2 separate regions of the Homo sapiens genome follow, and region 2 is linked to region 1. The links are chromatin loops, found by intact Hi-C in ENCODE. Cell type or tissue: testis. All regions are shown on one strand. Links, peaks and the distances in the headings refer to the core of each region. The heading gives the core; the rest is flanking DNA.

Region 1 (3,678 bases), core at 507-3,006:
AAGCCCAAGAACAGCAGATGCCTAAACTTTTCACACCCCCAGAAGGGAAAGAAAAATGATATTGCTCCTACTGTGGTTCATTGTATCTTTTTATCTCGTTGAGTAGCAGAAATAACATTCATGGCATTGGGGCTTCTGCTTCACTTCTATGTTTAATCACTGACAAAAGCAATTTATTGCCCTGTATACTCCTCCACTATGAACATTAGCCATTAAATATACCTTTGACTTTCTTATTCATAAAACCTATCAGCTCATGAAATCTCAGAACTTGTCGTTTTGGCTGCCAATAAATCCTCCCTTCCCAGAGCTCTGGAAGAGGATACTTAAAATGCTTTTCTTAATGACAAACAAAAGGGAGGGCCAGAGAACAACAGATGGGCTGCTTCTCCACTTACATAGACAGTGCGGTAAGGAACGCCAAAGAAGAAAACTGGGATGGCCAACTTAATCTCAGATGAGCTTCCATCATCTACTTTAGGGGTTTTGGTGTCATTCTGCCAAAATGGATACATGAGCTCCCTGGGCTGAGCTGTCAAGAGAGATGATGGTTAGATAGATGGCAGCTCCCTCTGCCGTTTGGCAATCTACATCTCTCCTACCTACTGAAGCCAGCTTCTTTCAGTAGGGCTTGCAAGCTGAATGCAAGTCATACTGCCCTGTCATTCATCCTAAACCTAGGCCATACACAGCGCAGTATCTTCTGCTCTGGGAAACGGGAAAATGGGAGTGACATTGTTTCTCCATAGGAGAAAGCACTTTGTGCATGTTCTTGCACTTTCATGCATCTTGGTGATATCTATGGCTACAGCTGGCTGGAAATTTGTGAAATTTCCCTGGAAACCTTGAGCTTTCTGGATACTGAGAGGCAGCCTCTAGGTCTGGCATGGCCACAGTTTTGAAGCTCCTGTTCTAGCTCAAGAATTCCACTATCGTGTGTTTTCCTGAAAGGAGTTCCCTCCCTCTTGCTGCACAATTGGAGAAAATCCCAGATCCCAGAAGGAAATAAACAACAGTGGGAACTGAGACAAAAGTGGGAGGAGAGGATTTGTAGCAATTGGCCCATGAATGACCTTGATTGAGGGCGGCCCTGCAAGAGGCTCTTTGCCCAACTCCTTTTTTACAAAAGACAGACATGAGATCCTCCGGGGTCAGAGGGTTGGGTCCTTGAGAACTCTTTGGAGAGAATGAATTGCAGGGCTCTGATTGGTCCTCCTGGTCACTGGAGAGCCATCACACAAACACACACTGCATCCCGCTGTGACAGGGTCACCTCCTCTCCTGGCTTGCTGCTCCCAGGTTTCCCGTCCATACTGTTGCAAGATGTGGCTCAGTTTTGTGGGAGAAATGAGACAAGTTCCCTAGGGTCTGCATCACTGAGGATCAAGTCCAATAGCATCTGTGAAATAATCTACATTTTGGGTGTTACTTTTCTTTGCCTCTGTCCTTTCTTCTCCTGAATGAATATAAGACAATAGGACACTATCGTTTTCTCCCTTTTTTCCTTTCTTTAAATTTCTCATTCTCGGGGGCAGGGGCAAGACCATGCTGGGCATCGGCCACACTTCTTGAGGTACCTGCTTGCTGCTATGAGATGCCGACACCCCCATTCTCATGTCGGGCCTTCTACTTGGGAAAGTCCCTGCTCTGTGCTGATGGAAGCAATAGGCTGGGGAGCAACCGGCCAAGGACTGTCTTTGCTCCTTTGGGAGGCTTTTGGTGAACAGACAACAGCTCATGTAAAAGAGAGGAGTGCAAAGCGGCCAGAAAGCAGGCCTGTTGCACCAGGCCAAGAGCCAGCTCTCCAGTTCTGAAGCAGGGAGCAAGAGGAGTTATGCCTCAACGGAGGGCTAATTTCTTTCCAGGGGCTGACATCCAAGGAGAGCAGCAAAACTAATCTGGTCATTCGTGTATATGCATCGTCCAAACCCCAGAAGTTGCTGAGAAGCAGCCCGAATTTGAGGCTGTAGGAGGCGCTGTGTCGGGTCATAGGCACTCTGGGCCCATGAGCTGTATTTAATGTCACAACCAGCAGGTGAAAAGGGGTCTTCTAACATTTCTATTTACATAATAGTAACAAATTAAAAATTCCTGGAAGTACTAATTAAAAAAAATCTTTATAATCTCTACTACAGTATTATACACAGGTACTTATTTCTGAAGTTAACAGTAACAAATTATGTCCTGGCATGGATTTATCCTTCATGGGGAACTTTTTAGGAGTCATGCCCAAGTATGAATGAGGGCTCAAATTCACACTGAATTATCATCATCTGTATGGAAAGATTAATTGGTATTTTGGGCTGCACTGATTGGCCAATCTGCCTAGGGAATGGAAAACCCATAATACCGCATGGAGGAGACGGAAAACCATGGCCAGGGAGAATGACCCTAACTTCCTCTTCTGCTGCAAAGGTGAGGCAGTTTGCAAGATTCTTCTCTTCGTGGGTGATCCTAATTAGTTCACAATTTTGAATAGGAAAGAACGGACTGTTAAATATTTTTAATTTTAAGAAGGATACAAACATTAAGAATATCTAATATGGTAAATAATACTTGTCAAATGAAAAAGAGGGTGCTAAACACAAGGGCGTAGGTTTAAACTACGGTAATTAACACTGCAGAAGCCATTATTATTTTTATATATATATATAAAACTGTTAGCAGCATGGCCTATCAATAACATCAGAGTTGCTAAAAGAAAGAATATCCCTATCCATGCTTGCCCTAAGCTGAGAATTTCACAATAAACATAGCTATGTTTCCAGGATTTTTTTTTTCCCACCAAATAAAATGTACTTTCTTGGAGCTGGGGTAGGAGGTTGAAGTCAAGGGCCCTCTTTCATTCCCGTGGGGTTTCACACTATGGTTTAACTGCTTAAATTCACCAATTCTGGAAAAATATTAGCACTGCACAGGGGCTTGACGTGTTCATCTCAGACTTGTACTCATGTGCCACTTGAACTAGACAAACTCGCAAGGTAAAGAAAGGTGCCTTAGAATTTTAGCCATAAAAAGTTAAAATCTACGTAGACCGCCCCGTCTTTGTCTAAAATCCAAAACAACAGTAGAAAAAAGACATATGTGGCCTTTCACTTACCCAGGGCAGTGCTACACAGAGAAAAAGAAGGAATCACTGAGGGGAAAAATTGTCTTATTTAAGTTTTAGATTTGAGGGCCACGTAAAAGGTCACTGATACACAAACCACTGACATCAATGCTATTGTAATTTCCTAGTTTTTGGCCGAAATAAGTAGATTCTTTAAAGTCTCCACCACAAATTAAATGCCTTAATGGAAATCAGTGATCAGACATGAAGTGCACATACCCCTATCTTATCTACTTTTAATGGAAATAATTTTGCGTAATTTTAAAGATCTACTCCACTAGCACAGGGCAAGCTGGTACATACAAATAGTATTTGAAGTTAAATAAGAAAAAAGTGGGAATATAAGTAAACCTCATTTAAAGTTAATGAATTTTACCCTTGATAATAGAATTTAATTACATTTTTCTCTTGTATCTGTAGACACACATGCACCTGCCCTTACAATTGTGGTTCCAATAAAAGTGTCTCTTTATCAATTCAAGAGCATGCTAACTGAGAGCTTTATGGAATTCTGTAGTACTCACCTTGGTGCTGTACAAGTGCGAAGATGAAAGAGACCCAAATTCTAA
Region 2 (3,678 bases), core at 568-3,067, 81 kb after region 1:
GGCCAAAATAAAATAAAAAAAAAAAAAATCCATCTCCTTAGAATCATCCCTGCTCTTTAGAAGCTTACAGAATGAGGACACTGATTGACACCAAATAAATGTGCTTCAGAAACAGTGTTTTTCAAACTGCAAGTTGTGACCCACAAATCATCAATTTAGTAAATGTCAGCCAGCATTTTTTTTAATGCAAGAGGGTGGAATATAATAGAAATTAGCAGAACATATCACATATAATAAGGGTAAATACTGCTTTGTGAAAGTTTCCCTTCATACCTACGTATGTACTAGATCTGAATGTAAGACATACTTATTACTGTGGGGCATAATTTTTTTTTTTTTAAGTTTGAAAGCTACCACCCTAGAGATCTGGGTCTAATGCATCTCAGGACCCAAAGAGTGAATGTTTTCCTTAGTCCTCAGCACCTATTCATACTCTTTGCTCAAGATAGACTACTGGAAACGTAAGAGCTCCACAGCAGCATGACATGAACAAGGGACAAGCCCCAGCTCAGCCTGTATTTGGACTTGAAAGCATTACCAACTTCTCTCAACAGCCCTAGGCGTTGCCTACAAGCTCTTTGTAGCCTAGCAACCTTCACAGTAGAGCTCCTCCTTTCTCCACTGACTGTATACAGTTCAACACTTCCAACCAACTTTCCTCAACTACAACTTCTGGAATCACTGTGTCCCAAGAAAAGACTATTAAATCTCCTCTCTTCACCAATTCCCAGAATGTCTTCCTACTAGCGGACCTAGAACTCAACAGAGAAGCTCCACACAGATCCTTACTTCCCCCAAGATCCCACGACAAGGCACCCGCCTGTCAGTCCAACACCCTCGTTCTCAGTCTCCCAACCTTGGGGCAAATCTTTTCTCCCAAAAGCCCTTATTCAATTACCACATCCACATCCTTTTATCAGCCCCTGGTAAGAGCAGGCCTAATGTCCCAAGGGCCTAGACATGCCCGTCCTTCCCCCAGCAAACCTCCCTGGGGACATGTCCTCTTTTCTGGGATTCAGTAGTTCAGAGACAAGTTTCCTATTTCCCCAGCAGTCCCAGACACGTCTCCCTCTTCTAACAGCTGGGAGGCATCTACCCATCCCCCACGCTGGGGCAAGGTGAGACGCCTAGATTCTCCCAGGAACCCGGGCAGGCTCCCCAACACGCCCTCCTCCAACCCGGGACCAGTCCCCCAGCCCAGCCCAGCCCAGCCCAGCCCAAGACCCTCCCAGCTCCGCCATAGCCCAGGCCAGGCAGGCCCCATCCTCCCTCTAGCCCCAGGGCAGGTCTCCCATCCCCACAGCTGCTCGAGACAGGCCCCATGTGGCTTTCACCCTTCCCCGAGTGTCCTATCCCAGCACCCTGCAGGAGCGACCCTCCGCGCCTCGGCTCCAGAGGGGAACGCCTCGGGCCTCGAGAGCCCGGCAGAGCCAGCGGGCCCGGCTCCACTCACCCCTCAGCCCGGGAGGCGGGGGAGCTACTGCGGCGGCTCCTCTGGCTGCGCCTCTCCTCCCCCCTCCCGGCCACCGCTGTCGCCGCCGCTCAGCCTCGGGCCTGGTCCCGGCCAGCCCCGGCCCGGCGCCGCTTCACCTAGTCCCCCACTCTGGCCGCCGGAGCCCAGTGTCCTGCATTGACCCGGAAGCAGCTTTCCCGGCCCAACAACAACACGTGACCCCGCCGCACGTGTCACGTCCGCTGCGTGAATGGGAGGGGGCGCCGGAGGAGCGGGTCCTCCCCAACCGCGCTGGGGTTGCCATGGCGACGGGGATGGCTGCACTGGCTTAGGCTTTACCACAAACACCTCATCTGCTCTTTCTCGTGCCCACCCATTGAGTGGACAATCCCCAGGGGCAGAACAGGAGTACACATTGTCATATCAGAGGACAATAGGGGCTGCAGAAAAGAGCATTGGGCTGAACCTTTCCAGAAACACTTGGAATCTTGGCCTGGCTCTGTTACTGATTTGCTGTGTGACCTTGACCAAGTCTCTTCCTATCTCTGGCTTCAGTGTCCTCAACCATAAAATGAGGGAACTATACTAGATGAGCCCTCAGGGTATGGTGGCAGTCTGACCTTTCTTCTGTGCCCCCTTCACAAGTGGCATCCCGAGCTTCCAACACCAATGTAGTAACAGCAGCTTTCATTTATTGAGCACTTTCTAGGTACAGGCACTGCGCATGTGCTATTTTTAATTTTTACAGCCCTCCAAAGAGATGGTATTTATAGAATTGAAAACAAGTTCAGAGTGCTTAAGTGATCTGCCCAAGACCACCCAGTTAGTAAATGTGACCAGGGTGAGATTTGAATCCAGGTCAGGCTGGCACCAGGGTCCATGCACTTCACTTTATGCCACGCTATTGCTCCAACTCCATGCATAGTATTACTATATCTGACTGTTGAGCTGTGATTGCTTATGTACTCCTTCGTCCATTTCTTTTGCAGAAACATACATGGAATAGGCGTGGTGCTGGCTCAACCCCAAGTGAATTCAGCCTTGTATGGGAATGTCCCCTGAAGTGCTAGGAGATGAAGATGTCTTTGTGCATAAAGTGTATGTGCTTCTGTGTGGTGTGTGCCAGAAAAGACGTGGGGGATGTAATGTGCATGTGCATGTCTGCATTGGTTTCTAGAAGGGGGAAACAAAATTATTTAGGACAGACCCAATAGCACCTTACCATCATCAGTTCCTGGAGACTTATTTTTGTCATTCTGTTTTGTTTTCTCATATCCCATAGGTAGGGTTAGACAGGGTAGAGAGGAAAAAAAAAAGCCAGAAGGTCATGGGTAAAGAAACTGCTCTGAGTATAAAGGGGATGATTAGCCAAGAATTGTATCTTAGGTTGCTCAGGAAGGGGCTTTACTCCCCCTTCCACAGAGAACAGAGTGCCTTTCTTGGCAATTTAAGAATTACTGGCTTTCAGAGCACTGAGATCATTAGCATTGTGTCCGGAATTGGTGGGTTCTTGGTCTCACTGACTTCAAGAATGAAGCCGCGGACCCTCGCGGTGAATGCTACAGCTCTTAAGGTGGCGCGTCTGGAGTTTCTTCCTTCTGATGTTCGGATGCGTCCGGAGTTTCTTCCTTCTGGTGGGTTAGTGGTCTCGCTGGCTCCGGAGTGAAGCTGCAGACCTTCGCGGTGAGTGTTACAGCTCATAAAAGCAGTGTGGACCCAAAGAGTGAGCAGTACTAAGATTTATTGAAAAGAGCAAAAGAACAAAGCTTCCACAGTGTGGAAAGGGACCCGAGCGGGTTGCCACTGCTGGCTCGGGCAGCCTGCTTTTATTCTCTTATCTGGCCCCACCCGCATCCTGCTGATTGGTAGAGCCGAGTGGTCTGTTTTGACAGGGCGCTGATTGGTGCATTTACAATCCCTGAGCTAGACAAAAGGTTCTCCACCTCCCCACCAGATTAGCTAGATACAGAGTGTCCACACAAAGGTTCTCCAAGTCCCCACCAGAGTAGCTAGATACAGAGTGTCCATTGGTGCATTCACAAATCCTGAGCTAGACACAGGGTGCTGATTGGTGTGTTTGCAAACCTTGAGCTAGATACAGAGTGCCGATTGGTGTATTTACAATCCCTGAGCTAGACATAAAAGTTGTACACGTCCCTACCAGACTCAAGAGCCCAACTGGCTTCACCCAGTGGATCCCGCACCGGGGCTGCAGGTGGAGCTGC

Evidence for each region. A loop is a pair of places that touch in the nucleus more often than their neighbours do. Peaks named below come from ENCODE experiments on the same cell type or tissue, not always from the same donor. Only the 100,000 strongest peaks of a DNase experiment are listed, where the experiment ranks them.
Region 2: a loop joins it to region 1, with 2.6 times the contacts of the local background. A loop is called at or near these places in 9 of 110 quality-filtered maps.

Annotation. Positions count from the first base shown.
Region 1 is chr11:121,102,685-121,106,362 of GRCh38, reverse strand. TBCEL-TECTA (TBCEL-TECTA readthrough) reads right to left here. Exons shown (of 30, transcript NM_001378761.1): 8 at 3,634-3,678; 9 at 399-532. TECTA (tectorin alpha) reads right to left here. Exons shown (of 24, transcript NM_005422.4): 2 at 3,634-3,678; 3 at 399-532. Among named protein-coding and RNA genes, the nearest start is that of TECTA, 3.3 kb to the right of the region's middle. In testis, for the core only: a CTCF peak has its summit at 1,923; DNase peaks (open chromatin) are centred at 1,132 and 1,762; H3K27ac peaks cover 635 bases.
Region 2 is chr11:121,022,067-121,025,744 of GRCh38, reverse strand. It overlaps TBCEL-TECTA (TBCEL-TECTA readthrough), which reads right to left and starts at 1,643. Exons shown (of 30, transcript NM_001378761.1): 1 at 1,454-1,643. TBCEL (tubulin folding cofactor E like) reads right to left here and starts at 1,643. Exons shown (of 9, transcript NM_001363644.2): 1 at 1,454-1,643. RefSeq lists silencers at 1,390-1,659, 1,680-1,829. In testis, for the core only: no CTCF peak of the experiment used is centred there; a DNase peak (open chromatin) is centred at 1,694; H3K4me3 peaks cover 1,769 bases; H3K27ac peaks cover 1,530 bases.